Linked DNA regions of Homo sapiens: region 1 is linked to region 2. Evidence: chromatin loops called from intact Hi-C (ENCODE). Cell type or tissue: K562. All regions are shown on one strand. Each heading gives the region's core, and the rest is flanking DNA. Links, peaks and the distances in the headings are about the cores only. Region 1 has its middle 110 kb from the start of ACVR1. Region 2 overlaps ACVR1 (activin A receptor type 1).

What was found. Peaks named below come from ENCODE experiments on the same cell type or tissue, not always from the same donor. Only the 100,000 strongest peaks of a DNase experiment are listed, where the experiment ranks them.
Region 1: it touches region 2 in a loop (10-fold over the local background); 4 of 110 quality-filtered maps call a loop at or near these places.

Annotation. Positions count from the first base shown.
Region 1 is chr2:157,979,895-157,997,646 of GRCh38, forward strand. It overlaps the pseudogene RNU6-932P and a transcript of UPP2 not described here. Among named protein-coding and RNA genes, the nearest start is that of ACVR1, 110 kb to the left of the region's middle. In K562, for the core only: a CTCF peak has its summit at 9,485 (motif pointing left); no DNase peak of the experiment used is centred there.
Region 2 is chr2:157,774,352-157,787,209 of GRCh38, forward strand. ACVR1 (activin A receptor type 1) reads right to left here. Exons shown (of 11, transcript NM_001111067.4): 4 at 5,986-6,249; 5 at 3,780-3,991. Among named protein-coding and RNA genes, the nearest start is that of ACVR1, 96 kb to the right of the region's middle. In K562, for the core only: CTCF peaks have their summits at 3,288 (motif pointing right) and 7,963; DNase peaks (open chromatin) are centred at 3,260 and 7,950.

The DNA of each region.
Region 1 (17,752 bases), core at 4,491-12,490, 210 kb after region 2:
ATTTAAGGTATCTGGCAGAAGAAATTTCTAAGCAGCAAAGCATTCAAGAGGTGACTTGGGTGCTGTCAAAGGCATTCAGTTTTAAATGGGAAACAGAGCATAAAAGTTCAGAAAATTTGCAGCCTGACAATGCAATAGAAAAGAAAAACTCATTTTCTAAGGAGAAATTCAAGATGCCTGCAGAAATTTGCGTAAGTAACAAGGATCCCAATGTTAATCCCCAAGACAATGGGGAAAATGTCTCCAGGGCATCTCAGAGACTTTTGCAGCAGCCCCTTCCATTACAGGCCTGGAGGCCTAGGAGGAAGAAATGGTTTTGTGGGCCAAGCCCAGGGTCCCATGCTGTGTGCGGTCTAGGGACTTGGTGCCCTGCATCCGAGCCACTCCAGCCATGGCTGAAATAGAGATTGGGCCGTGGTTTCAGAGGGTGCAAGCCTCAAGCCTTGGCAGCTTCCACATGGTATTGAGTCTATGAGTGCACAGAAGTCAAGAATTGGGTTTTGGGAACCTCCATCTAGGTTTCAGAGGAAACCTAGAAGAAGTTTGCTGAAGGGGTGAAGAAGTTTGCTGAAGGGGTGAGGCCCTCATGGAGAACCTCTGCTAGGGCAGTGCAGAAGGGAAATGTGGGCTCAGAGCTCCCACACAGAGTCCCTACCTGGGCACCACCTAGTGGAACTGTGAGAAAAGGGCCACCATCCTCCAGACTCCAGAATGGTAGATCCACTGACAGCTTGCACCATATACCTGGAAAACCCACAGACAATCAACACCAGCCCATGAAAGCAGCTGGGAGAGATGCTGTACCCTGCAAAGCCACAGGAGCAGAGCTGCCCAAGACCATGGAAACCCACCTCTTGCATCAGCATGACCTGGATGAGAGACATGGATTCAAAGGAGATCATTTTGAAACTTTAAGATTTGACTGCCCTGCTGGATTTCAGACTTGCATGGGGCCTGTAGCCCCTTAGTGTTGGCCAATTTCTTCCATTTGGAATAGGTGTATTTACCCAATGCCTGTACCCTACTGTATCTAGGAAGTAACTAGCTTGTTTTGATTTTACAGGCTCATAGGTGGAAGACCTTGCCTTGTCTCAGATGAGGCTTTAGACTATGGACTTTTGAGTTAATGCTGAAATGAGTTAAGACTTTGGGGGACTATAGGGAAGGCATGATTGGTTTTGAAATGTGAGGACATGAGATTTGGGAGGGGCTGGGGTGGAATGATATGGTTTGGCTGTGCTGCCACCCAAATCTTACCTTGAATTCCCATGTGTTGTGAGAGGGACCCCATGGGAGGTAATTGAATCATGGGGCAGTTATTTCCCATGCTGTTCTCATGATAGTGAATAAGTCTCATGAGATCCGATGGTTTTATAAGGGGGAGTTTCTGTACACAACTTCTCTCTTTTTGCCTGCTGCCATCCATGTAAGACATGACTTGCTCCTCCTTGCCCTCCACTATGATTGCAAGGCCTCCCTAGCCATGTGGAACTGTAAGTCCATTAAACCCTTTTCTTTGTTTTTTTTTTTGAGATGGAGTCTAGCTCTGTCACCAGGCTGGAGTGCAGTGGCATGATCTCAGCTCACTGCAACTTCCGCCTCCTGGGTTCAAGAGATTCTCCTTTCTCAGCCTCCCGAGTAGCTGGGATTACAGGCACGCGCTGCCACACCCAACTAATTTTTGTATTTTTAGTAGAGACAGAGTTTCACCATGTTGACCAGGATGGTCTTGATCTCCTGAACTTGTGAACCGCCCACCTTGGCCTCCCAAAGTGCTGGGATTACAGGCATGAGCCACTGTGCCTGGCCCATTAAATTTCTTTCTTTTGTAAATCGACCAGTCTTGGGTCTGTCTTTATCAGCAGCATGAAAATGGACTAATGCACATACAAATACTAAACAAGTATTTGTATAGTTTCCAAAATTCTTCTTCTTATTATTATTATTATTATTACTTTTGAGATGGAGTCTTGCTCTGTTGCCCAGGCTGGAGTGCAGTGGCGTGATCTCCGCTCACTGCAAGCTCCGCCTCCCGGGTTCTTGCCATTCTACTGCCTCAGCCTCCAGAGTAGCTGGGACTACAGGCGCCCGCCACGACGCCTGGCTAATTTTTTTTATTTTTAGTAGAGACGGGGTTTCACTGTGTTAGCCAGGATGGTCTTGATCTCCTGACCTCGTGATCCACCTGCGTTGGCCTCCCAAAGTGCTGGGATTACAGGCGTGAGCCACCGCGCCCCGCCCTTTTTATTGATTTCTAGTATGATTCTGTTGTGGTCAGAGAGGATGCTTGATATTATTTCAATTATTTTGAATATTTTAAGACTTGTTTTGTGACCTAACATATAGTGACCTAACACATAGTTTATCTCTGAGAATAATCCATGTACTGAGGAAAAGAATGTGTATTCTGCAGCCATTGGATGAAATGTTCTGTAAATGTCTACTAGATCCATTTGGTATATAGTACAATGTTTCTTTGGGCCATGGCCCAATGTTTCTTTGTTGATTTTCTCTCTGGAAGATCTGTTCAGTGCTGAAAGTGGGGTGGTGAAATCTCCAGTTACTATTGTATTGGATTCTCTCTCTCTCTCTAGCTCTGATAATATTTGCTTTATATTTCTGTGTGCTCCAGTGTTGGGTGCACATATGTTTCAAATTATTATATTCTCTTGCTGATTTCATGCCTTTATCATTATATCTTGACCTTCTTTGTCTCTTATAGTTTTTGTCTTGAAATCTATTTTGTCTGATATAAGTATAGCTACTTTTGCTCTTATTTGGTTTCCATTGGCGTGAAATATATTTTTTCCAGCCCTTTATTTGCATTCAATGTTTGTGTTTGTAGGTGAAGTGCATTTCTTGTAGGCAACAGATTAATGGGCCTAGTTTTATTTATTTATTTTTAATCCATTCATTTACTCTATTTCTTTTAATTGGAGAGTTTAATTCATTTACATTCAGTGTTATTATTGATAAGTAAGGACTTATTCCTGCCATTTTGTTATCTGTTTTCAGGTTGTTTTGTGGTCTTCTCTTCCTCCTTTCTTTCTTGTCTTCCTTTTAGTGAAGATTATTTTCTCTGGTGATATGATTTCATTTCTTGCTTTTTATTTTTTGTGTACTTACTGTATGTTTTTCAATTTGAGGTTACCATGAGGCTTGCAAATACTATCTTATAACCCATTATTTTAAACTGATAACAACTTGACACTGTTTGCATAAACAAACAAGCCAAAAGAAAACTAATACACTATGTCTTAACTTCGTCCCCCTGCTTTTTAACTTTTTATTGTTGCTATTTATATCTTACTGTACTATGTCTTAAAACGTTGTAGTTATTATTTTTGATTGGTTCACTGTTTATCTTTCTACTTAAGATAAAAGTAGTTTACACACCACAGTTACAGTGTTATAATAATCTGTGTTTTTCTGTGTACTGACTATCACCAGTGAGTTTTGTACTTTAGATGATTTCTTCTTGCTCATTAACATCCTTTTCTTTCTGAATGAAGTACTCCCTTTAGCATTTCTTGTAGGACAGGTCTGGTGTTGATGAAATCACTTGGCTTTTCTTTGTCTGGGAAAGTCTTTATTTCTCCTTCATGTTTGAAGGGCAATTTTGTGGGATATACTATTCTAGGGTAAGAATTTGTTCTCTTCAGCACTTTAAATATGTCATGCCACTCTCTTCTAGCCTGTAAGGTTTTACACTGAAAAGTCTCCTGTCAGATGTACTAGAGCTTCATTGTACGTTATTTGTTTCTTTTCTCTTGCTGCTTTTAGGATCCTTTCTTCATCTTTGACCTTTGGGAGTTTGATTATTAAATGCCTTGAGGTAGTCTTCTTTGGATTAAATCTGCTTGGTGTTCTATAACTTTCTTATACTTGGATATTGATATCTTTCTAGGTTTGGAAAGTTCTGTTATTATCCCTTTGACTAAATTTTCTATCCCTATCTCTTTCTTTACCTCCTCTTTCAGACCAATAACTCTCAGCTTTTCCCTTTTGAAGCTATTTTCTAGATTCCGTAGGTATGCTTCATTGTTTTTTATTCTTTTTTCTTTTGTCTCTTCTGACTATGTATTTTCAAATAGCCTACCTTCAGCCTCACTAATTCTTTATTCTGCTTGATCAATTCTGTATTAAAAGACTCTGATGCATTCTTCAGTATGTCAATTGCATTTTTCATTCCATTATTTCTATTTATTCTTTTTAATTATTTCAATCTCTTTGTTAGATTTATCTGATAGAATTCTGAATTCCTTCTCTGTGTTATCTTGAATTTCTCTGAGTTTCTTCATTATAGCTATTTGGAATTCTGTCTGAACAGTCACATATCTCTGTTTCTCCAGGATTGGTCCCACGTGCCTTATTCGCTTCTTTTGGTGAGATCATGTTTTCCTGGATCATCTTAATACTTGTAGATCTTCTGAGTCTGGGTATTGAAGAGTTAGGTATTTACTGTAGTCTTCACAGTCTGGGCTTGTTCATACCCATCTTTCTTGGGGAGGCTTTCCAGCTATTTGAAAGGACTAGGGTTTTGTGATCTAAGCTGTATCTGCTTTAGGAGGCAGCAATGCTCTGGGTCTTGCAGACTCATAGAGGTACTACCTTGATGTTCTTGGACAAGATCTGGAAGAATTCTCTGTATTACTAGGCAGAGACTCATCTTCTCTTCCTTTACGTTCTCCCAAACAAAGAGAGTCTCTCTTTCTCTGTTCTGAGCCACCTGGAGCTGGGGATGGAGTGACACAAGCACCCCTGTGGCTACCACCCTTAGGACTGTGCTGGGTCAGACCTAAAGCGAGAACAGCACTGGGTCTGGCCCAAGGCCTGCTGTAACCACTCCCTGGCTACCACTTATGTTCACTCAATGCTCTAGGGCTCTACAATCATTAGCTGGCAAAACCAGCCAGGCCTATGTCCTTCTCTTCAGGGCAGCAAATTCCCCCAGGTCTTGTGTGGGTCGGGGGGCCATCCAGGCACCAAGAACTAGAGTAAAAAACCTTAGAACTCTACCTAGTGTTCTGTTGTGCTATTTTTGAATTGTTTTCTTAGTGGGTGTATGTTAGCCAGGGTTCTCCAGAGAAACAGAAACAATGGGCTATATAGAGATATGTAGGAGGAGATTTATTATAGGGATTGACTCATGGAACTATGGAGGCCAAGAAGTCCAATGATATACTGTCTGCATATTTCCTGGGAAACCAGGAAAGTCAGTGGTATAATTTAAGTTCAAAGGCCTGAGAACAAGACTACCTGATGACATAAGTCCCAGTCCTGAAAACTTTAATCCTGGTGTAGGGTGTACACTGGTGGAACTCTATTTCCTGAGAACTTGAGTTGTGGAGGCATTGGAAGTCCTGAAGTCCAAAGGCCCAAGAACCAGTAGTTTCAATATCTGAGGGCAGGAGAAGCCGAATGTCCCAATTCAAGAAGAGAGAGAAAATTAACCCTTCCTCTGCCTTTTTATTTGATTCATGCCTTCAACAGATTAGATTATGTCCACCCACATGGATGAGGGTGGGTCTTCTTTGCTCAGTCTGTTGATTCAAATACTAACCTTGTCAAGAAACACCTTCACAGACACACCCATAAATAATTCTTTACCAGCTATCTGGGCATTCCCATTCCTTAGGCCAGTCAAGGTGACATATAAAATTAATCATCACAGGTTGCTGTTAGAATTACAACATCATAATTTATAACAATCTATTTCAAGTTAATGCCAACTTAATTACAATAATATACACAACTTTGTTCCCATATAGCCCATCCCCTTTCCCCTCATTTTTTGTTGTTATTGTCATGCAAATTATAATACATAATTCCAAATTTAGATATCCTACTCTTTACTGATCATCTCCAGTACATTGTGTGCCCTTGGATACAGAAAAAATATGAAATGCTTTGCAAATCTTAAGTCATCCTTGCACAAGGGCCATACTAGTCTTCTCTGAATTGTTCTAATTTTGGTATATGTGTTGCTGAATTGAGCACAATGTAATCCGATTTTACCATTAAAAACTTCACTCTGACAGCATGAAAAATGGATTAAAGAGGAGGCCAGTGTGGAGGTAAGAAGACTGATACAAGATGCTGGAGTAAACAGATAAAAGATGATAGTAGTCTAAACTGGAGTTCAATACTGAAGTGTTAGAGAACAGAGGCTGACGACAAATTTGAAAAATGTTAAAGATATAATATTAACTAGCTATGGTGACTGAATGTAGGGTTGAAGAAAATAGAAGAGGAAAAATGTTTAGCTTTCTGCATCATGTAACTGAAGGGATATGGTGCTATTCATAGAAACAGATAACATTGAAATAGGAGCTTTGGGAGAAAATGCAACAAGCTCAGTTTTAGACCTTTTGAATTTGTGATACTTGTTGGATATTCAAATGGAGACTAGAGATGATCAATAAAGAGTGCGATATCTAGATTTGAAACTAAAGTGAGCAATATGAACTGTGAGTATAGTATAGATTTGAGTGATTAGTATGTAGATAGTAATGGAAGCCTAGTAAGTTTATTAGAATGCCCAGTAAGAGTGAATATAGTGATAATAGAAGAAGAAGAAGGATGGAATTCCAAGGAACAGTAATATTTGACTTTGAGGAAAAGATTCTTCCCAAAAAAGAGAAGGAGAAGCCCTAGAAGTGCCTGGACAAGCAGGAGAGTGTGTTGTCATGAAAGTTGAAGGAAGAAAGTATTTCCAGAATCAAGGTGCCACAGAAAATAAGGACTACAATGTTTTCATTGGATTTAACAATAAAGAAATTCATTAATAACTGTGGTACATTAAAGATAGCTGTAAATTATTTGCTGTTCTCTCTATCAAGAAGTGAAGTCTATTTGCTTTCTGTTGAATCTGGGCTGGATTGGACTTGTATTGACCAATGTGGCAGAAGTGAGGTTCTTTAATTTCTGAGGCTGAGCAGCTTCTATTTTCACAAGGTTGAAATTGTTCCTCTTGAAATTCAGCCATCATGTTGAGAGAAGCCCACATGTAGAGAGGCCAGGAGGAGAAGGACTAACTTCTAGCTGAGTTCCCAACCAAAAGCAAACACCATCTGCCAGCCATGTCAATGAGCCATAGTGGATGTTCCAGCTCAGTCAAGCCTCCAGGTGACTGCAGTTCTGTGCAGAACAGAGGAATTGTCTAACTGAGCCTTGTCAACCCACAGAATCATGGCAGATAATCAGTGGTGTCTGTTGTTTTAAATGACTAAGTTTTGAGGTAGTGTGTTACTCAGCAATTGACAACCTATTTTCTTACTATTTTGTAAAGTCCATAAGAGCAGCTGTCCTGTTGGGGAACTGCAGGTGTAAATTGCAATGGGTTGAAGAGTGACTTGAAGGATAGAAACTGGAGACATCTATTTTAAGAAGTGGACTGTGAAAGAGAGGAGCTATTTTGAGTGGTATTGGAAGAAGTTCTGTATTTGACAAAGGATGTTTTGTTTGTTTTTAATAGGAAAAACTTAAACGGTATTTAAGAAGGGGTTAGTTAGGTGGTGCCTCATGCTTATAATCCCAGCACTTTGAGAGGCTGAGGCAGGAGGAAAGCTTGAGGCCAGGAGTTCAAGACCAGCCTAGGAAACACAGTGAGAACTCATCTGTACAAAAAAAAGTCAAAAACTTAGCCAGGCATGGTGGTACATGCCTGTAGTTCCAGCTATTTAGGAGATTAAGGTGGGAGGATCATGTGAGCCCAAGAGGAGGTCGAGGCTGCAGTGAGCCATGACTGCACCATTGCACTCCAGCCTGGGTGACAAAGTGAGACTCTGTCTCAAGAAAAGAAAAAAAAAGTGTTAGTTTAAGGAAAAAACATTGAAGACACAGGAGAGATGGGTTAATTGATGGAGCAAGGTTCCTGAGGAGACAGGGAAAATGCTGTCTTATTCAGATGCCCCTAGAAAGGATCTGATTGGTTTCATTAGATATTATCCAATTTGGATGCCTGGATGAGTGAACTTTCATATCCTACCTCCTCAGCAGTCATCCTATGGATGGCTGCCTATGGCTCAGGCACTAATACATTTTCTAGTCATCTATGGCTAGAGTATTTAGGTAGTATTGTTTAGGGTATTTCAGGCTATGAGTAATAGAAGACATATCTCAAAGTGGCTAAAACATACATCTGAAGTTTGAAGGTTGATTAAATCAGCAGCTCAAAAGGTATCATCAAGGTTCCAGGTTCTTTCTATCATTCTGCTCTGTTGTCTTTGGACTTTTATCTTGTTCTCTTAGGTGTCCTTCCATAATTGTCTCAAGATGACTGCTGCAGTTCCAGGGGTCATATTCAGAAGATAATGTCAATGGACAGAAGTAAGTTTCTCCATGCAAGTCCCTTTCCAGAAGTATTCTAGCAAACTACTCAAAAGTTTAGAATCTCATTATATGCCCAGTCAATATTGAGGATGATTTTAGGTAGATTATTTAAACTTACTGAACTTCCATTTGCTCATCTGTAAGACAGGTAGCAAAATATCTATCTCAAGATTATCATAAGGAATAAAAGAGTTTTATATTAAGTGCATCACCTAGTGTTTGGCCCATATGTCCTCCATCTTCCATCCTGTGTCTACAGTTCATTTTCTATGAAACATACTTGAGGTTCTCTCCTCCCATTTAAAAGACTACATATGGCTTAAAATAAAATTGATTCATGAGAACACAGGGACACAGGGAGGGGAACATCACATACCAGGGCCTGTTGGGGGTGGGGGGCTAGGGGAGGGATAGCATTAGGAGAAATACCTAATGTAGATGATGGGTTGATGAGTGCAGCAAACCACCATGGCACGTGTATACCTATGTAACAAACCTGCACGTTCTGCACATGTATCCCAGACTTAAAGCATAATTAAAAAAAAATTGATTCATCTTCTGGTGCTAGAGTTTACTCTCCTGGAAATACTCAGAAGAGAGGAAAAAAATAACTGGATGTCTATTAGAAAAGAAAAAGGATGGACGGACAAAGGAGAATGTCTGCTCCATGGGACCACCAGTGTGCAAGAAACTGTTCTGGTTGTCTCATTCTTGGGGTGTAAAAACTCCTGGGTTCCAGGCAGGAACTGCCTGGGTTCCAGGCAGAGTTTCCTGTCTGGGAAAAAGGGAGAGAGCCAGTGCACAGGTGGGGATCCAGGGCACAGATGGAGTATAGGTGCTGCTGTATGTGTTGGGTAACAGAGGTGAACATTCAGCATGATTTATTCTTATTCCAAGTATATACTGTATAGGATGGCCCTGGGCTTCACCACAGGCCTAAGATGGAGCCAGAATAATAAATCATAAAATTCCATGGGCTCCAAAGAGAATGTAACCTGAATACTGAATAGTATTTGCGTTATCATGTAACTAAGGCAAAAATAAAATACCGTGCATTCTCACATGCCTTGTGCTTTCTCTAGAAACAATTAAATTTCCCATCTAGAATCTCCCTTTGCTTATCTCAATAGACACAGTGCCATCTACTGAAAATAAAGCACCAATAGCCATGGTACCCTGAGGGATTCCCAGGAGAGCCCCCCTCTCTGTGGGCTCCCTGTCTCACCCACCTCCCAGATGGACTGGAGGGAGTAGGCGGAATCCACAGGCTGTTCTCCTGTCACAAACTGTAATGCATCTGTTCCCTGGTGCTTTCCGTGAGCAGCGAGAGTAAGATGTTCCTGAAGGGACCTAGGGAGCCTGGCAAGGCACTTACAGTGTAAGTGAAGGCTCTTTTAGGCTACCCTCTTGCCTTCAACCAAGTATAAACTGAAGCTATTTTATATAGTGGAGGCATAGTTTTTATATTCAATCATAACAAGGATGAATGACATGTCTTCCTTTGGGTAATTAGGAGATGTTTCTTTCCACACAATAGTGTAGCAATGTGTTTAAGTACGTTTACCCTTCTGTGAAATTTTTAATGGGTACAATGGATAAGAGATTAATAACAGAATCCTGGACCATTATCAAGTCAGGTATGTCTTTGGGAAATGTGGATAACCTAGGTTGCTGTGAAATTCACTTAGGCGAAAGTCCACATTTTAGTTCATTATGTCCTCTCCAGGTGGCAATGTCTCTTGGTCTCATACATGGAGAAATGGAGAAACAAAAGGAGACCGTTTCTGATTTAGCCACTACAATTAATGATAAAATAGAAAATGGAAGCTTTAAAATACACAGCCCTCTGCAGGACATACTCAACTCTTGCCCTCACCACCTCTCACTTTACCATTCCTCCTCCCAAGGAATCTTGGCTCAGCATGTCAGGAAGCCCTTCAGGGACCGTTTATAATTTAAAGCTCTGGTTTGAACTGATTCTGATTTGGCTTTTGGTAGTCAGATCTGGCATCTCTTCCATTTGCCCCTCCAAATCTGGCCCCATTTTCTCTGTTGCATTTACTGCTCATTCTTTCTGCTGTCTTTTTATTAGATTTTCCAAAGCAAAACTCCCTGCAGTGAAGTCTGTGGTCTGGTAATTTATCACAGATATTCTTGAAATTGCCTCATTAAAAGGGGCATTCGAAGCTGAAACCTAAGCGTCTGTTACCACGGTAACCACCGGCAACTATTTAGAACAGCCTGCTTAAACCAGAGGGGTAGAGGATTGCTGTTGGCAGAGATTGAAGGTAGGCAACTAAACTCTACTGGGCAGGGGAAAAGGCCTATAGATTCTGATGTGGAATTCTCAACCTCAAGTCAGATATCCTTCTACATAAGACAAAATAAGTTGGTGCCATGCTCCTGAGTTCTCTCCTGCATGTAGTCTAGGAAATTTGAAAATTGAAAATTCTTTTCACCATCAGATTACCAAGGGAGTTTGAATTAAAAATGTATACCTCAAAATTACTTGATCATGCTTTGCATGTTCTTGAGCCAGTCATTTGCCTCTCAGTGCCTCAAGTTCTTTGTACATTTTTTTAAAAAGTGGCCACCATGAACTCTATATGTCTTAGTCTGTTTGTGCTGCCATAACAAAATGCCTTAGGCTGGGTAACTTATAAAGAAAAGAAATTGGTTTCTTACAATTATGGAAGCTGAGAAGCCCAAGATCAAGGTGCTAGCATTAATGTTTGGAGAGCTGCTCTCTGCTCCCAAGATGGTGCCTTGTTGTTGTGAAATCTGCAATATCACGGGGTGGGAGGTGGAAGAACAAGAGAGCCAAACTTCACTTACTCAAGGCCTTTTAAGAGGGTACCTAACATCATTCTTGAGGGCAGAGCCCTCATGATTTAATCACCTCCCAAAGGCCCCACCTCTTAACACCATCACCTTGAGAACTAAGTTTCAGTATACAAATTTTGGGGGTATACACACATTCAGACCATAGCACTATGTCAGCAGGTTATGTGAATTATCAGTGAGGCAATAAAAGTGAAGCCTTTTTGTTAACAAGGTGCTACATTCAAGTAGACTAAAACTCACATTTTGAATCTATAACTGTTCTCCAGAATGTCTTATGGATTGCCATTAGGCAAGCTTCTTCTCTCAAAACAGAAACAAAATCAAAAACAATCACAATTCCTCCAATAGAGAGTAGTGTCAAAATAACCTTATTTATTGCCTTTCCAAGCCAGGATTCTCCATACTTTCCATTATCCACAGGCCTGTAAAAGAGCTAACAGTGCCTGTTAGGCATATCTTGAAGTACTACAAAGGTGGTTATAAGAAAAATACATTTGGTAAATAATGAAGATTACAAAAAGTACAAATGACATTCCTTTGTCCTGTTTTCTTGGTTTCCCAGTGCAATTTTGGATAAAATATTAAAGAGACAATTAATCAGGAGTGCTGAGCACTGTATGAAAATAGAGAGAGATGCCAGGTCAGGCAATACATATGGGTAATTTAGAAAGATCTATATTTTTAAAAGTAGTTAGATGCTTGGGAGTATTTTGTATGTACTGTTTTCTTAGTAGAAATATAGTGCATTAAATCAACAGGATTAGACAAATATGACAGATGGAAAAACACATCTTGGTGAGCAAAGTATGGAGGGATGAAGACATGATAAAGAAGAAAAGACTGCAGAGTGTTGATGTTCTTGTGACAAGAAGAAGGGGGTATGGCCTGGACTGGAGTCGTGGTAGGAATGGTTATGGAAGACAGTAACAACAATAACTAGTGTCATATGAAAAGGGATTGAGTTATGGATATAAGTGGATGCATTAAATCTGCAAGATCTAGAATTTCTTCAGCACTGCACTCCTTTTGTTGTTTTTCATACTGTCACAACTGCATTAATCAACTATTAGTGAATTTTTGACGACTCATTCATGTACCTACGAAGGAACAGGGGTAAGCAGAGCTCATTCTTCGGGTAGTCTTAAGTAGGCAGCCTGCGAGCTCAAATGTTCTAAATTTCCTTCTTTTCACCAAGTAGGTAGGGAGGTCTGAGCTTCCCGGAGATAGGTGGGGTGTGGAGGAGTTCATGGAACATCAAAAATATTGAGATGTTCAAATCAGAATGGATTCAACATCAAAGAGAGATCTTGCACATATTTCAGAAAAGGTGAACAAAGCAATTCCACATAAAATTGCTTGTTTTGTGGCTGTTAATGAGAAAATTCCCAGAAACATACCTTTTACTGTTTATGTCTCAGACCTTGTAAATCATGAAATGCAATTTCAGATTGTAGTGTAAGACCTATAGAGAAACGTGGGTATTGCTGTTAGCTGTAAATACAGTTCTTTATTATGATTGCAGCTTGTTCTCCCTAAAATAAAATTCAGCATGTGCTGAATTTAAGTTTAGCTTGGCTAACTTTTCTGCCAGATAGAATATAAGTACACTGCATATAATACTGTGTTAGCTTTTTTTTTTTCAACATGAACTCAAATTTTGAATGTTCTTATCAGTTTATTATTAAACCTTCATGCAAAAACAAAATGGGAAAATGTAAGGGCATAATCTGTGGCATCAGATAGAACTGTTTAGATCTTGATTATGCCACTTACTTGATTGCTAATCCTTACTTTCCTTATCTATAAAAATTGGATGATAGATATGCTTACCTCATATGGTAGCTCTGAGGTATAAAGGAGACAATGAATGTAGACTTTGTTGGGATACTTACGTATCCTCAGTAAATAATACCCATTTTCCCCACCCAAGTTCTGAACCAATTTAGAAACAGACAAGAGTAACGCAGGCAGGAGACCATTATCATTGATAAAGCTGACACTGGAGAACTTAGGCTTCCTGACGCTGAATACCAGAAATAGACAGGCTCACCAACTGGTATCAGGTAGTCCTGGACAATGGGTCGTTCCACCGGGAAAAGGTCTTTGCCACTATGCTTACAGCTTGCCTAAAATCATGCTCCCTGTGAGAGTTGCTACCAAAAGAGAAAGAGGCTGGAATACAAATACCCAGATTCTCTCAACTTATCCTTGCCAGGGGAGGATAAATGAGGAGGTGGAAGTATCCAGGAATGTTACAGCTCATGCAGCTCTCTCTCATGGGAGGAAACAGCAGGAGTGGAGAATGAGTATTCCCTCCCACAGAATGATTAGCACAGTGCCTGGCACATGCTAATTTATTATTTGTCATCTATGCCTATTATATTTACTGGTTCTTAAGGAAAAGTGAAAATAAATACAAATTATACTTTGAACATATGTGAGAGTGGTAGGTGGCAAGTTTTAGAGAGATTGATAAAACCTGAATAGTTAAGGTCCTTATATGTCATAATGTGCATTTTCATTTTGTTTCGTAGATAATGGATAACCAAAAATAATCTTAAATCAGGGAGAAACCCTCTATTAAGTCTGTTCTTACACTGTTATAAAGAACTACCTGAGACTGGCTAATTTATGAAGAAAAGAGATTTAATATACTCATAGTTCTGCAGGCTGTATAGGCAGCATGGCTGCGGGGCCTCAGGAAACTTAAAATTATGGCGGAAGATGAAGCAGAACCAAGCATATATTCATCATGGCGGAGCAGGAGATGGAGAGAGAGCAAAGGGGGAAGTGCTACACACTTTCAAACAACCAGATCTTTTGAGAACTCTATCATGAGACAGTACTAGGGGGATGGTGCCAAACCATCAGAAACCACCCCTATGATCCAATCACCTCCCACCAGGCCCTACCTCCAACACATAGGGTCACAATTCAACATGAGATTTGGATGGGGACACAGAGCCAAACCATATCAAACTTTCAAGTTTGCACTTTAGAATATGAACTCTTTCTTAGACTGTTTCATGTTGCTATAAAAGAATACCTGAGTCTGGGTAATTTGTAAAAGTAAGAGGTTTATCTGGCTCATGGCTCTGCAGGCTGTATGACCATGACACCAGCGTCTGCTTCTGGTGAGGGCTTCATGGAGCTTCCACTCATGGTGGAAGGCAGAGGAGAGCAGGCATCACATGGTAAAGGGAAAGAACAGAGAGAGAGAATGAGAGAGAGAGGAAGAGGGGTGGGGAGGGAGGTGTCAGACTCTTTAACAGATCTAACAGGAACTAAGAGTGAGAACTCACTCAATCCCGCAAGAATGGCACCAAGCCATTTGTGAGGGATTCATCCTCATGACCCCAACACCTCTCTCTAGGCCCCACCTCCAACATTGGGGATCAAATTTCAGTATGAGATTTGGAGGGGACAAATATTCAAACTATATCAAACTCTAACTGCAGTATACAACATAGAGAAGATGAACAGTCTCCCTGAGCCAGGCACTATGGTATGCACCTAATAGAATGCTCTCTCTTTTAATCCTCACAGCAATCTTGAGAATAATGCCACACTCACATCACTCCCATTTTAAGATTGCATAACTGAAACTTTGAAAGTTTAAATAATTTAGCCAAGATACTCAGCTTATAAATGAAAAAATCGAGAATTTGATCCCATATCTACCTGACTCTAAAACTCAGGACTGGCTTCATGGGCCCGTGACCAGTACAGTCACACAGAGACCTGAATTTAGAAGGGCTCTGAGCTTGGTTTCATGCTCTGCTGTCTCAGTATTAAAATTCTTAATCATTTTAGAACAAGGAGCCTGCATTTTCATTTTGCATTGGGTCCCTTAAATGATGTAGCCAGTCCTGCCAAGATATCTTTTCTTACTATTATTCCAGTCACCACTATCACCAAATCGGAAAGATTCTACACAAATAAAACTCCCCTTTTCATCAGAGTTATGGAAAAGTAATGAGTCTAGGTGGAAAATTAATATGTGGATGATCGTATATGGGTGTTTCTGCATTTACACGTGTAAATGTTCACAATTCAGAGCCCAGTCATTGTCACCACTCTTTTCTCAAACATTTTTTTTATTCCTAGGGACTTCACCAGTGCTGCCATGCTGGCCCCAGGCTGTGAGTTGGACCCAGACCAAGAAGTGGTGAGGACAAGGCCTGAAGGTTAGTGAGGGAAGAGGAGAAATACATTCATGTCTAAGCACATGTGTCTGGTCATATTCCAAGTCTCAGTACAAATTAATTTTGAATTATGTGGTTGATGTTTTCCACATTTCAGCTTCCATCAACTGGCACAAATAATTAAGGGATGATGCAACACATATTGGTACAATTTCTCAACTTTTTTAGAGCTAGGCCCACTGAAATTCAGGTAGCTACTACAGACGATGGAAGAGGTTATTTTAGAAAAACATGCTATGTGAACAGCCCTACACTGGTGCCTTATTTTCAATCACCTTTTTAAACCATGAATTCATAATACTCTTTAAGGTAGTTGACCACTCTAACGATCCCTTTAATACATAATTTTTAAAAAAAAATAGAAAAAAATTGAAAATACAAAAAGAAAGACCCCAGAAAAATTATTCTAAGTCTTTCTGCATTTTTTTCACAGGCACATACACACACATACACAGACTTACAAAATAGAAAATGGTGGGCATAATTTTTTGTAATCTGGATTTTTTCCTACTTATACTGAGCATTAATGGTTTTGAAAAAAAGCTATAATAGTTTTTTTGGTCATTTAAATGATTTCCTGTGTTTTTTTTTCTATGAAGTCCATTGTTGTAAAAAAATCTGATTATTTTCTTAAGCTAAAGTGAAATATCCTATTCAAAGGACATATACACTCATAAGACCCTTGATATATATTGCTAAATTGTCTTCAAGATTGGTTTTACCAGTATATAGTCCCAGCTCAATGTGGGAATGCCTGTTTGCATAAACCTGTTTTTAAAAGTTCAGATCTAAATCTATTTGGTTTTCTCCTTCTAGCTGCTTATCAACCAAGGTGCATACTTTGGACTAAGGGGAACAGAAGATGCCTTGCCACTCTACCATACACACTGTGACCACATGATTGTAGAGGCAACATTGCCTCTCTCCACTGGAGAGAAGAGCTTTTCTTGGTTTACTATAGCTTTGGCTATATCTTAGCTTACCATACCTTTAGTGAGGAGATACAACTATTGCCTAAACATACTTTTTTTTCTTTTTTAAGCTAGGCTATAATATTTATTGAGCTCTTTTTTCTTGCTAAATGATATTATTAATTTATTCTCTCACATATTTCCCTAGAACTTGTTTACTCCCTATTGAATAAATGTATGGCTTTTTTCCAATCTGAAGTCAGTGTTAGTCATGTTGCAATGTTGTTGCCTAATTTGGGGTCTCTAAAATGACTTGTAAATAAGAATTAGATCCCAAAGAAAATTATTCCGGCTAATTATAAATCTTTGAAAGTTATTTTTATGCTTTAGTTGTATTCTGTGAGGATTTACTATGGCCTTCTAGAGCTTTCTAGAATTAGAGAAGAAACAGCCTGAAAACCAACCTTTTGAGTAAGCTCAGACTCAGATATTACTCATAGAAGCCCACATACTTAGATCCTTTTCTAAATCCTAGGATTGCTTTAGGGGACACATATCGATGAAGCATATTGATTAAACTTCAATGAGAAGTTTAATAGGAAAGTCTTTCTTATAAAGAAATCCTCTCTGGCCAGAAATTGAATAAGTAATTTTAGGGCAACATGACATGTTTTTGAGTGATAACTTGGATTCTGAAAAGACATTTATTCAGTAATGCTAATAAAGTAATCATAATTCTTTTCACTGATTGCTTTCATCTCAAGTAATATTGTTTAATCAACTGCAGAAGGACCAAGAGAATAACACCAACTTGACCTTTGACTTTTAACCTCAACAGTGTGTCTTCACATCACTGCAGTAGCAGATTGCTGCAGTTCTTCCCTATTGTTTTCTCAAACGTTTCTTTGGAAACTCTGAGGGTAATTCATTTGCCTGTAACATCAGGGAACTGCTTGTCTGATTATTAGATCAAATAAGAGGATGAACTAGGGAGCTTATCAAAAAATCAGTAAAATATAGTTAGGACACTACATAATATTTTGTGTTTGGACCTCCTATTTTTTTTTATTTTTATTTTACTGCCAGTCATTCTACTGCTCATTTTGGGAACCTTTGCTCATTTCTTTATTATAAGTTTACCATTTTATAATATACCATTGAACATCTGTAAAGGTCTTCACATTTTTAGGTAGCTAAAATTGGATGTTAATATTTTTTTGGAAACTTGTTGCCTGGTAGTAATAAGGAGAAAGTGGGACTAGAAACTGGAAATAGCTATTTTTAAATTGTTAGCAAATTCTTCTGTTTATAGAGGTAAAATTTTGAATTTACTTTTGAGGACAGATTGCTCCTTCACTTCCATGCCTTAATTCCCAGACACATATATTTTGATTATGGGGAAGATGCCACCATGGTCTCTAATTCAAAGCATGTACCACATCCTGTTAAGACAGAATA
Region 2 (12,858 bases), core at 147-8,146:
TTTTATTGTTTTGTATTTTTTATTTTTTTTGAGACGGAGTTTCACTCTTGTTGCCCAGGCTGCAGTTCAATGGCGCAATCTGGGTTCACTGCAACCTCCACCTCCCGGGTTCAAGTGATTCTCCTGCCTCAGCCTCCCAAGTAGCTGGGGTTACAGGCACGCGCCACCACGCCCGGCTAATTTTGTATTTTTAGTAGAGACGGGGTTTCTCCATGTTGGTCAGGCTGGTCTCAAACTCCTGACCTCAGGTGATCTGCCTGCCTTGGCCTCCCAAAGCACTGGGATTACAGGCATGAGCCACCACGCCTGGCCAGGAAAAGTTTTATTTCTTCGGAATACTAGAAGCTAGCACTTCACCTAATATATGATAGGTTTTCCCGAAGGATAAGTAGTCCTTTCTTATACACAGAGTTTCCAAATAAAATATATAATGAAAGAAGCTGAGCAGACAAAGTTGAAGGTGTAAATCAGAAAGCCCAAGAAGCAGATATGATCTCAAGGAAAGCAGTAGAGAGAATAGCAGGTGGAACAGAAAAGGGTGGGGGGGGTCCTTTCAACTTCAAGAACTGGGTATAATTTACATATTTTGCTATTCTCACTAAGTATCTGTCAAATGATTCACTTTAGTTGCCATACCAACTAAGGAACTCTAATTAGGAACAAACAAACTAGGAATAAGGAACAAACAACTCTAATGTGATTTGTAACGAAAAGACTCCAATGACCATGTGGATCATTAAATTGGTAAGCGCAGGCAGCAACGGGCTGCCTGGATGGAGGTTTCCTTTTAGGCAGGTGAGGAGCAAAACTATATCAACACCTACTTATCATTTCTTAATGTGAATCACTCACAAATCAGAAAAGAAAACAAATAAAGCTTTCATTGAAAACATAAAACCAGTGCCCCAAGTCAATGTCTACAAATGAAGGTGTTGGCAAAAAGATTCCCAGTTAGTTCATTGATAAGGTTTTCCTTCTTACTCTCAGCATAAGCCAAGAAGCAGGTATCAGGCATAGATTATCTGTAATAAACAATATTGTGCCGATGGGTGATAAAGGTAGAGTTGCAGTAATATTGACTTAATATTCCCCAAAGCTCATCCTTTCCCAAACATTTTGGCTGGCCTACTAAAGCAATACATTGATTTGTGTGAATTTCATCTTCTTTCACTTCTTCTGAGCACCACTGTGAAGTACTGTTGATCGGCAAAATTACCAAAAGCTGAGCATCCAACGGAAGAAATTTAGAACCCTTAAAAACCACAAAAGGGATAATCAACAAGAAAATGAGTGTAGATGAAGCAGAGTTTCATATCTCCCTAACCATTTTCTCTCTTGCGGTTCTTTTTGCTCCTTATTCATTCATTCTTTTTCGAGAAGAATAATTCTGAAAATTAAACTAATGTGTTATTTTTTCCATAATGTATGATCCTGCTTCTAAACCCTGTTCACAGACCTAAGGAAAGAAAAATAAAAAATCAACCCAAGACTAACAAACGTATATCCCAACTCTCAGATGCCAAGCCTTCTTTTTGTTCTTTTCTTTTCTTTAGTTCAAGACAGAGTTTCACTATATTGCCCAGGCTGGTCTCTAACCCCTGGTCTCAAGTGATCTTCCCCCTTGGGCTCCCAAAGTGCTGGGACTGCAGGCATGAGCCACCATGCATGGCCAAGGCTTGTTTTTCAATGTAGACGTGCTGTTTAGTAAGGGCATGCTTTGTTGAAACATACAAATGAGCATATTGCTTAAATAAGCAAGTATGTAGACCAATAATGACAACTTGTTTTAAATAGTGTTCTTTACTGTGTTATTATATCATGATACACTGTCACATGACATGGTTGAGTTTAAAGGACTATTTTGGCATATGCTCCATTCCTCTCTCAAAATTCTAAAAGCCATTTAAACAGTAATTTATACCAGATATTCCTATTATTGCCCTTGGTAATTAGTTATGTTAGCAGCTCTGAGGAATGAAGTTCTAACTAACCTATTTTAGAATCTTGCTTTGCTAAAGCTTTGTCAGGATTCATCCTCACATCTTCTTGCTACTAACTCAATAAACTCATTTAATTTTCCTTAAAGCTTGAAATAGACTTCTAAGTATATATCTAACAAAAAAAATTGTATTTCTCTACTTTTTGAAATGAAATGTCCTTATACTGCATTCTCTTTCCCCAGTTCCACTGTACCACAGTTTAAACAGTAGGTAAATGGAAGCTACAGAAGGTTACTTCCCCCTTTTACATACCAAAAAGTGGCCCAGTGATGGATGGGGCAGGCAGTAGAATGGGATGTTTCCCAGCCCATATCAGGCACTACCAAATGTCTGTGACAACCTGCCACAGGTGGGTCCTGCAATTGTCCAGGTGTAGCATCTGTGCTACCCAGATGGTCACTGGTGAGGGGAAGTCTTCTCCAGCATAAGGGGAGCTGCAGGGCAAGTGTAACTGCAGAACTATCAGACACTTTGAAGCTTGCTGTCTAGCAGAACAAGACTTACTGCAAAATGATTTCAAATACACATGGGCAATGGCATTAAGTAAAACTGAATCACATTAGAAAGTTATTACTTTGATTGTCTTTCAATTAATCGGATTGTGACAAGGAGTCTCAAATTGGTATTGGCATGTCTCTTGCACTCACTTAACACCCACAAATCTCAAATTTTTCAGAGTAGGCATCAGACTCAGCATAATATCCATGCAGAATGTTATTATTTTTTCTTTTGCACTTTATGATAACCTTCTATTTAGAGCAAGTGATACCCTTTCCCCACTTAAAGTTCAAAGCGTCTTTAAAATGAACACTTGGTAAGCAATTTTAAAAGGTAAATAGAAGGAGATAGTCATTTTTTAATGTGATTTTATCATTTAAAAATATGCAAAAGAATAATTTTTTAATGTATAAATACAATAGTTTCTAACACTGTGCAGTCCAGCGGGTTAATCACTAGCCACACATTGCCATGAGCAAGTAAACTGTGGCTGGTGTGAATTGATATATGCTATAGGTGTAAAATACACACAAGATTTTGAAAATTTACTTCAAAAGCAAAAAGAATGTAAAATTTACATTAATAATTTTTTAATCGATTATACGTTGAAATGACAAAGATGGTATGTATTTGGTTGAATATCTGTTAAAATTAAATCTACTTTTACGAAACTTTTTGGGTTTTTTCATGTGTTTGTTTTTAAGGTGGCTACTTGAAAATTTTAAATTACATGTGATGCACATGTTTCTATTGGACAACACCGGTTTAACCAAATGACTGCACTCCACAAGAGGGCACCACAGGAGCATACAAAATTTAAAAGCTGCTTTTTTGGATGTCAAGTTTTTAAGCCTTAAATTACAGGATGCTGAAATAATCTAGAAAGGAAATTAATATTTAATATTCAGCAAAAGGTGCCTTTTTAAAGGAGCACTTTTATGGCTAAAAATAGAGTAACTGAAGACCACAAATTCCAACCCTCCAAAACTGTAGGCAACCATTCTCTGTCTCTTTTGCTTTACCCCTCAGAGAAAAGTAACTAACTACCAACACTACTAAAATAAATCCCATCCCTTATTTAAATGTCTATCTAAAATGGCTGTTCTGATATGGGAAGACTACACAGGTGCCAGCATGTGCTTGTTTAGGACATAAGTAACCAACAGCATGTGTGTACACTGTTCAGTCACTCATTACTGGTTAGCGTTTCATGCTCGAAATAAGAACGTGTCTCCAGACACCTTCCTTATGCTTGGGATTTCCTGTGGGGTCATGACTTACTGCTAAAGTGCTGTCTCCAACATTGGTGGTGATGAGCCCTTCGATAGTGCCATACTCCACGTCTCGGGGATTGAGGCGTTCTTGGTTGCGCCTTTTAAATTTTCGGAGAGCAACTCCCAGCAGGCAGGCTAAAAGACATACTGCGAACACTACAGAGAGAATAATGAGGCCAACCTCCAAGTGGAAATTCTGTGTTCCAGGGAAGGATTTTCCTGGAGTTGGAGGGAAAAGGGGGAATTAGTTGTAAGGATCACTGCTTACTTATTATTAGCATAACCAATATCCTAACAAGTAGCTCCTGATCCTGACCACACAGTCTCACAACTCACGAAGTATTAAAACTAAAACACTTCCTAATGCCTGGCCAATGGCCCAGACATTTTAACCATCATTCAATTAGACACAACTAGAATTTGAAAAAATTCCACTGAGAATCAATTGCATTAATGTATGAATGTGAGAGTGCTTTTAAAATATAAAGTACTGTACAAATCTTTGATATTACTCTCATTAACTTGGATTTGGTATGTTTCGCCATCAAGCCCTTACAGACACTGTACTATCCTTAAGAGAAAGGGCTACCTGAGCTAAAACCAAATTACCCATCTGTGGTCTCTGTCTTTAATATATCCTGGGTGTCTACTGCTGGTTTCTCACTGATTTTTTTACATCACAATTTCTGCCTAGGAACCCATTCATTCCTCTCTTCATTTACTCGCTTATTCAGACATTCATTCACTGATTCACTCCCTGGGTTCAGACCTCTCCATGACATTATGTCATCAGGCCCTGTTCTTCCCTACAGAGGCCTTACCCATTTCCATATTACTGGTCTCTTCAGCCATCCAATCACAAGCTTAACTTCCTTTACGTATTTGTTTAACTTTCCAAGCCCAACTAATCAACAGCTTGGCATACATCATACTCCATGGCATATGTCATTTGCATGAGAAAGTGTAAAACTAACAAAATGCAACGCTGAATTATAAATACTGTGGCCACGCTAATCAGATTAGAATGTCCTTAAATTCAAAAAAAAAAATCTTCTATTAAAACTCAAGGTCTAGCAGAGTGATCTGCAGATTAGAAACTTCACAGTTGGTATAATAATGTTTGTATGAATTCAGACATTTGTTTATGTCCATCCACCCAATTAATAAAAATTTAACTCACAAAGTATAACAGTAAATTTTATTCCATCAAGGACCCTTTTAGTTTTAACCATGTAAATACTTGATCTCCTTTAAAACCCTCTTTGATTATTCAATCCTATTTGCTTGTCAGAATTTAACCTTTTCCATATGCCTTAAAGTCATCACCATAACTTCAAAATTACTAGAACATGATCTTGCATCAGCTTTTTTGTTCTTCTGCCTCCTTTCTTGCTGGCTGACATTTCTAGTTTTGGATGCTCGTCGTTACCTCTCCTCCACTTTTTGGTTTGTTTCTTTTTTCTGAGTGCAAAATTAAATAACTAAACCTATTAAAAATGTACTATATGGTAAGAGAATAAATTTGGCTTGGAATGAGTTTACATAAATGTTTGCAGAGACTTTAAGATTGCAATTTAGGGCTCATTTAATAGGGAAACAGTTTCAGAGCTGGACTGGTTTCCTTAGCATATGCAATCTGTACTGATGGTAGAGAGAAGATTCCACAAAAACTACAGGGTTTGTGCGAAATCTCATCCTGCTTCAAATTTCAGTGATAGGGTCACTGGGCATCAGATATGGGAGAAGAGGTCAGTGAGCCTTCTTTTATCTCCTTCCTCATAAAACAGGAAAGGCATTCCACTCAGTCACCAGTCCGTTCTGTTTTCCTCCCTACACACTTGACACAGAGATGAGTATTTACTAGCAGAATTGTTTCAGAAATTATGAATGACATCATGGGTCAGTAACATAAAAAGGTATTGGGAGCTGTTCACCTGAGTCACAGCAACCAAGAGAAAGCTAACTGGTCAGCTAAGCTGTCCCCAAGATGGACATCACCTTGCTTACATTCCCCAAAATGCCCATCCTTCTTTTAGATGCCAAAAGGCTGTTCCTTTCTCTTCTTCACCCAGGGTGACCTTCCTTGTAGCTCTTCGCCTCTGATTCAAAATGTAGGTGGAATGCCTCATAGCTACTTAGATCTTTAACCCACACGGACCCAGGACAACACTAACAAAACCCCTTGATCTAGAAATAGAAAAGTCCATGGGAACCTTTAGTGGGCAGCTGGGCCGTGATGTTCCTGTTACACCAGTCCCCTTGGCAGCACTCCACGGCTTGGCCAGGGGACGGCGGGGTCTTACAGGTCATCTTTCCCTGCTCATAAACCTGGAAGCAGCCTTTCTGGTAGACGTGGAAGCCATCGTTGATGCTCAGTGAGGAAAAGCACTGCTGGCCTTCACAGTGGTCCTCATTACCGCAGGAGAGACCTTCACACACACACATGTAGAGTTTGGGGTTGACCTTGGGCTTCTCATCTGCAAAGGAGAGAAAGGAAGGGGAAAAAAAAAAAAAAGAGGAATTACCGTATGAGTTTCACCTTCATTGAGGGAATGACCATTCCAAACACCTCTATCAACAGAAAGTCAAGCTAAGCATCACCATCAACCATGAGGTCCACATTCTGTCACCTTGTCACCTAACCAACCAACAAATAATAATTGCCTCTCAACATAGCGATTCATTTATATAAGCTGTGCACCCTTTTAGATCATATTAGGACAAAGACTGGCTATCATCTGTCCACAGACTTCTGAAAATGAGCTTCTCCCCCTGTGGTGTTCATATAACCTTCAGCGTGATTGGCTCTAAGATCCCAATTACTGCATCAAAATAAAATGTTTTACTGGAACATAATGTTTATCACCTTTATTCTATTCCAAAAAAAAAGCTCCTAAATATATGGCAGCTATTAATACTAATTTTTGCTAGCTCTGTACAAATCCCCATCAACTCGTAAAACAAGGAATGCTGACATTCTTGCAGGTACATGGCAGAAATATACTACAAACTGAGTATCCCTTACTCGAAATGTTTGAGACCAGAAAAGTTTCAAATTTAAAAATTTTTCTGGATTGGGGAATAGTTGTATTTATCCTGGCTGAGCATCTCAAATCCAAAAATCCAGAATTCAAAATGCTCCAATGAGCATTTCTATTGAGCATTGGGTCAATGCTAAAAAAGGTTTGGATTCCAGAGCAGTTCAAGTATCAGGTTTTGGGATTTGAGATGTTCAACCTGTAATATAATAAGAGTTTGCAAGGCTGTACAATCTATAATTACAATCCATGGTACCAATATTTCCAGCTAGATGCCTAGACTAACTTTTTCACTAGTGGTAACACTAAAGTTTACATAGATTATAGTGGGAATTAACACCTGCTTAAGAATTTTTGGCTGGCAGGAAAAAAATGGTGCCAAATATGGAGAATGAGGGCACAAGGAGACCAAGAGAACCGAATAATGTTTGAACAGTAAGGTGACAGGTGGGACCACTGGAAGAATACACACCTAGGGAGTTCAAGGTGCAATGGAAAGAGGCAGAAACGGATGATCAGGGAAGCACATCTAATCACTCTGCTTAATTGTCTCTTTCTGAGAATACTTATTTGCATCTGCATTTTCACATTACTCTTTTCTCTTCCCTTGTCAGTATGATTAGTTTAGACTTGCTGGTCCCACAGTTTCTACTAGTGGGGAAGGAAACAGAGGATAAAATGTAAACAGCCAAGTCCTAGAGGCCACTGATTAGTTAGCTGAGGCCACTTTTGCCGAAGCACTGTTCATATTAGGAAATTCAGCTTTCAGAGCTCCCTCCAAAGGTCTATGGCACATAGAGGCTGCCTTCTAATCCCTGAACCCTCAGTAGTGGGTCTAGGAGATAAATGCTTCTTTCTTAAAATAACAGGTTGGGTGGCTGTGCTTTCCAGAGGAGACCTTAAGGTAAGGTCTTTGAAAATGTCAAGTTCATTTACACAGATTTGTGTGGGTGTGTGTAGAGATGTGGGTTATCTCAAAAAGAGAAAAGCATTCTTAATCTTTCTTCTTCCCTCTTCAAAGAAGTGGAAAAATAGTTCACTGCCCACTGTAATGTGGGTGCCTCGTCCCACAGAGTAAGTGCATGCAGACACACAGACACAGCCTTCTATTTATAATTGACTTGCTAGTTCCTTTGAAAACCACAAGGGGCTCATCCAAGAGCAAAGACATGCCTGAAAGCAGAAAATCCAAAATAGCCGCTGACAGTCTATGTATGTCACCAGTCTCACCCCTGAGAATCAAGAGCCCTCAAACATTCTTAATGAGCAAAAGTTTTAATGAGCAAAGAGATAGTCTTTATGTTCCTTGCCTGGAGAAATCCGAAGGAAATTCCAGCACCAATCTATTTCTATGAGGATGAGAAACATGTATATCTGTTGACATAATCCAGCAAAAAGTTTACACTTGCCAAAAGAGAGCTGAAGGATAATATTTCCAGGGAGTCTAGACATGCTTGCCACTCTTGAATGGCACAAAGCAGGCTGAGGGCTGCCAACTATGCTGCCCAACAGGTGATGATTCTTTGGAGGGAAGTGGATGGGTGGAGTGAGGGGGAGAGTTCATGGTGTCAGACTAATTTGCTTGTGATCTATGGCAGAGAATTGAAAAGACTATGCTTAAACCTGAAATAATGCAATTTATGTAAATTTGAAACACAAACATGTATTTTAACATCCCGAGTACTTTTAAAAGATCATAGATACCCCAGGATATATACCTAACCCATTGAAGAGTATGTGCCTGTTGACACTGGTTTGGGGATAAGGGGTTAGCACTGGGATGAAGGAGCAAAATAAAAATAAAGTAGGAGAGAGCTGTTCATGGACTGACAATGAATTGACGAGTATGATTTACTCAGCTCGCTGAACGTATGGGCTGCTAAGAATAACAATAAACCAGCAACGCTAGACTAGAAGAGAGCCTGCTCATCATTGGTCCTAAATGGTCCTAAACGGACAGTCCAGGGAACCAAAGGATTAAGGACACCCATGCTTGTAATTTAAAAATGCCAAATTTTAAAAAAATAAAGTAACAACAACAATCATTTCTCTAATGTGCTCTCAAAATAAACTGTTTTTAAAGTTCCATCCCAAACTAAATTCTAAGTACACAGATGCAGGAAGGGGCACTGCTTTTCCAAGGTCTCTAGTTTTTGACAGGCTGTGCAGGGAGCCTGGCAGACGTTTGGACTATAACCTAAAGAGTTTGCCAGACGTGACAGCCTCAAGTAAATATCACCTTCAGTAAAATTTAACTCATTATACCTAACTCTGTGGTGTACCTAGGCTTTAATCCTGCAGGGTCACAAACTAAATCAAAGAGATTCATCTGTTTATTAAGCACTCTCCTTAAATTCTTTATATACTTCCTGTAGTTGTATGTGGACAACCAGGGATTAACTGCCTGTAAGTTGGTGATTCTTTTCAGTAAGATGTGAAATACCAGGGTTTTCATAACCTACCCTCCACAACTGGGGAAAAAGGCAAGGAAAGACAACTGTTAATGATACGTAATAATTAACTCAATCTCTGATATGAAAGAACCCTGAGCTGAGTCTAACAGCTAACAGGGAAGTACAAAACCTTCACTAACTTCTCTTTCCTATTCTGTTCCTCATCCACTGTTCAATCTTCTTACTTTGTATATTCCCATATAACTAATTAGCAAAGTCCTTCATCATGTATTTATTTTTTATATATACCCAAATATAAATGAAGACCCTAAATTCATAAGAATGACAGGATGACCACACAGGTGCACACACATGCATGCACACACTCACATTCGCTACGTGCCACCTTGGCAATTTCATCTGACAGAGTGGAGTAGATGGAAGTATTTTCTGAACTAGAATTATGAAGTCAACAAAGAAGGTTTAAAGCAAGGTAGTAATAGCATTCTCGGATCTTAATATCCACAATTCTAAGGAAGACAGCGGGACTCCAAATGTCCATGACTCACTTTTTCAGTCTTGTCAAATTTAGGAATAAGCATAACATGTGTGGGCCTGTGATATTTTATTTGGTGTGGGAGTGGGGGTGGGGTTCGAGAATGATCACAAAACCCCTTTCAGGGCCACAGGTATGGGTGTGTGGACTCCTAATCTTTCAGGCTGTGATATAAATACAGTACACATCAAGGAACACCAAGGAACAGATAATCAGATTCTGTGACTGATTTTCAACAGTACTGACAGGAAGCACCGTATCTGATGTAAAGTATTTTACACTTGCCTGTGCGAATATCCAGGAAGTGCCCTGGCAGAAGGCAGAAAGTCTACTCCACCTAATTGACATTCATTTGAATAATTCAGTAATTTAAATGTCAAGCCAGAGGTATTCCCTCTCTGCAGAGCTCACCCACATTGTTTGTTCTAGAAGGCACCTCCCGGCATTACTCAGTGTTATGGCTGGCACTGCGTGCCCTTTGTATCACCAGAGCCAGAGCCGTGTGAAAACACTCGCAGCCTGGGCTGGCTGGGAACAGCAGGGAGTTCTGACCACAAACAGGGACTGCTTCGGAACCGCCAGGGAGAATACGGGGCTGGCTCCACAAACCAGCGGTGCAGGCTGGGAATCCCAGGAGTTCACCATGGCCAGCTCTTTAAAAAGATTTTTCCTGCTCTGTATGATCCTCAGTTCACCACCTGGGCACACCTCCTCCGAGTCTAATGCCGGACTAGCAGAGAGAGAGGCAGACCAAAGAACATCGTGGACTTTTAAAAACTGTCCACAATTTGGTATAATCTTGTACTTCATGGTAAAAGTATTCACATTTATGTTTAAGTGGGACTTTAGCAATCACAACACTGTGGACTTACCTATTCACGCCTGCCCAGTCATGCACTCTGCAATGCTTTAAGGCATTGAAACTGAGTATTACTCTAAATGGTGCACAAAAACCAACATTTCCCACTAATGTCTTTGACATAAAAGACAAATAAGAAAATGCTACAAGTAAACAAACCGGCCCATGGCCATGATTTGTCCTAGAGGGCAGCAAAAGGAACAGGCTGAATTTTTTACAAGTTCACCTCAAAGTAGTACAAATCATAATGCAGAAATTAGACTGTAATTATAAAAGTCCAATAGCTCAAAATTTGTATAGCTAAAAAAGGAACTCAAGTATCCCTGGACTCCTTCCAACACTCTAAACAATTCATTCATTTGAAATGGCAAGCTTATATGAGGTTTATAGATTATAGGAGTCCTTCCATCGTCTCCTAATCCGGGAGCACAGTTTGGCACCTCTCCAGAATTGAAAGCATTTGAGATCTCTGGCATTAAACAAAGGCTTTAAGAAGGATTTTGCAATGCTAGGTATCACTGCCAGCAAGCCAGCTCCTAAGACAGAGACACAAAGGTCCGTCTGGAATGCCTAGTGAGGGGCATTTGATCCTCTGACAAGAGGACAGGCTATACATTCAGGGATAAAATACACCCAGTGCCTAAATAATCTCTCATTATAAAACACTCATTTAGGGAACTCAAATCATTTTTTTTCCTTATCCGAGAGACTGACACCTAGTTGTTGTAAAGCCAAGAAGAAAATGTATTTCAGCAGTTATGGGGGCAAATAGAGGCATTCAAAGAAGATTGCATATAAATTGAATATCAACAACAAAAACTTCCATGATTTTGAACTCCAGATGTATTCTTCCGCCAATGTTCCCTGCCTCAGGAAATGGCATTCCCATTCATTCAGATACACAAGCCTGACTCTCTCGGGCTTCCATCACACTCAAAGTAGAGACCAGTCATTAACCTGGCCTACAACTGCTGGCTGACCTGATCCTTGCATGCTCTTCAGTTTCCTCTTCAGTTACTGGAAGTTCTTAAAAGACCTCTTCTTCCTGCTTAGGGATCTCAGGTCCTTTTAAGTATGGAATTCCTTCCACTTTGAATGCTTATCTCCCTCCAGTCAACACCTCTCCACCTAGTCAGTGCCTTTCTACTGTGCAGATTTCACCTTACATGTTACTTCCTCAGAGAAGCCTTTGTTCACACACCCAGATTTAAAGTAGGAACCCCCCTTTAGCTACAGCCATACTTGTGTCTGCATGGCTGTTGAATGTCACCTTTCCTATAGATTGTAAGCACCATGAGGGTGAGTTGCATCTATTAATACTTTGCTCACCGTTCATTACATACCCCACAACAGCGTCAGTGGTTGGCAGGAGTGCAAGCCTGACGAATATTTGCTTCAGAATGAATTTTCCCTTCACAGAAAGGATTTAGAGGTGGAAAGAGACCTGATGCTGGTTTTCAGAGCAGGCTGAGCCCATAAAGTCTTTAAATGTCAGCACAGATCTTAAGGCAGGGCTTAGTCACCAAGCCGGCATGCCTGAGCAAACCATTTCTTCCTAGAAGAGCTTGCCATACCATCACATCTGTTCACCTACTTGGGCTCACGAATATAGAAGATTAATATTTTGTGGTGTGGTAGGTTTATTGTTTGCTTGTTAATTTGTTAAAAGAACAGGTAAAATACAAGTGTTCCTTAAAAAAATGAGGAACTATTTAATACATTAATAGAACAGCTGGGCTCTGTGGGTGGTCCTTCTCTGGATGGTTGATTTGAGGACTCTGGGCTATGGTGATTAGAATCATCAAAACACAACACATACCTGCAACTCGTCAGCTTGGAGGGGTCAGTGCAGGACTTGGCTGCCTAGTAGAGAAAAAGCTGCCCCTGCTCCTTGCTGTCATTTTTTCCCTGGTCTTTGCTGCCATATTTTATCCCTATCGGTGAAATAATGGCACCTTCAATAGGGAGTGGGGAAGAGAGAATTACATCATCTTCCCCTTCTTGCTCTGCTGAAGGTGATAAGGATTCCTAAGTCATCCTGCACTTGAACTGCTGAAGCTGAGAAAAAAAAAAAAGTGCCATCTGTTTATTTTGTGTCTGGGCTGACTCCTTGTCTCTGAAATAATCCCTGTAAATTAAGCCTATTGCAGCAGCCACACCTTCTATTTAGAAGCCAAAAAACTCAGCCTGTTTTCAAGTGACTAACAAATTAAAGAACACTGTGAGGTAATGACCTAAGA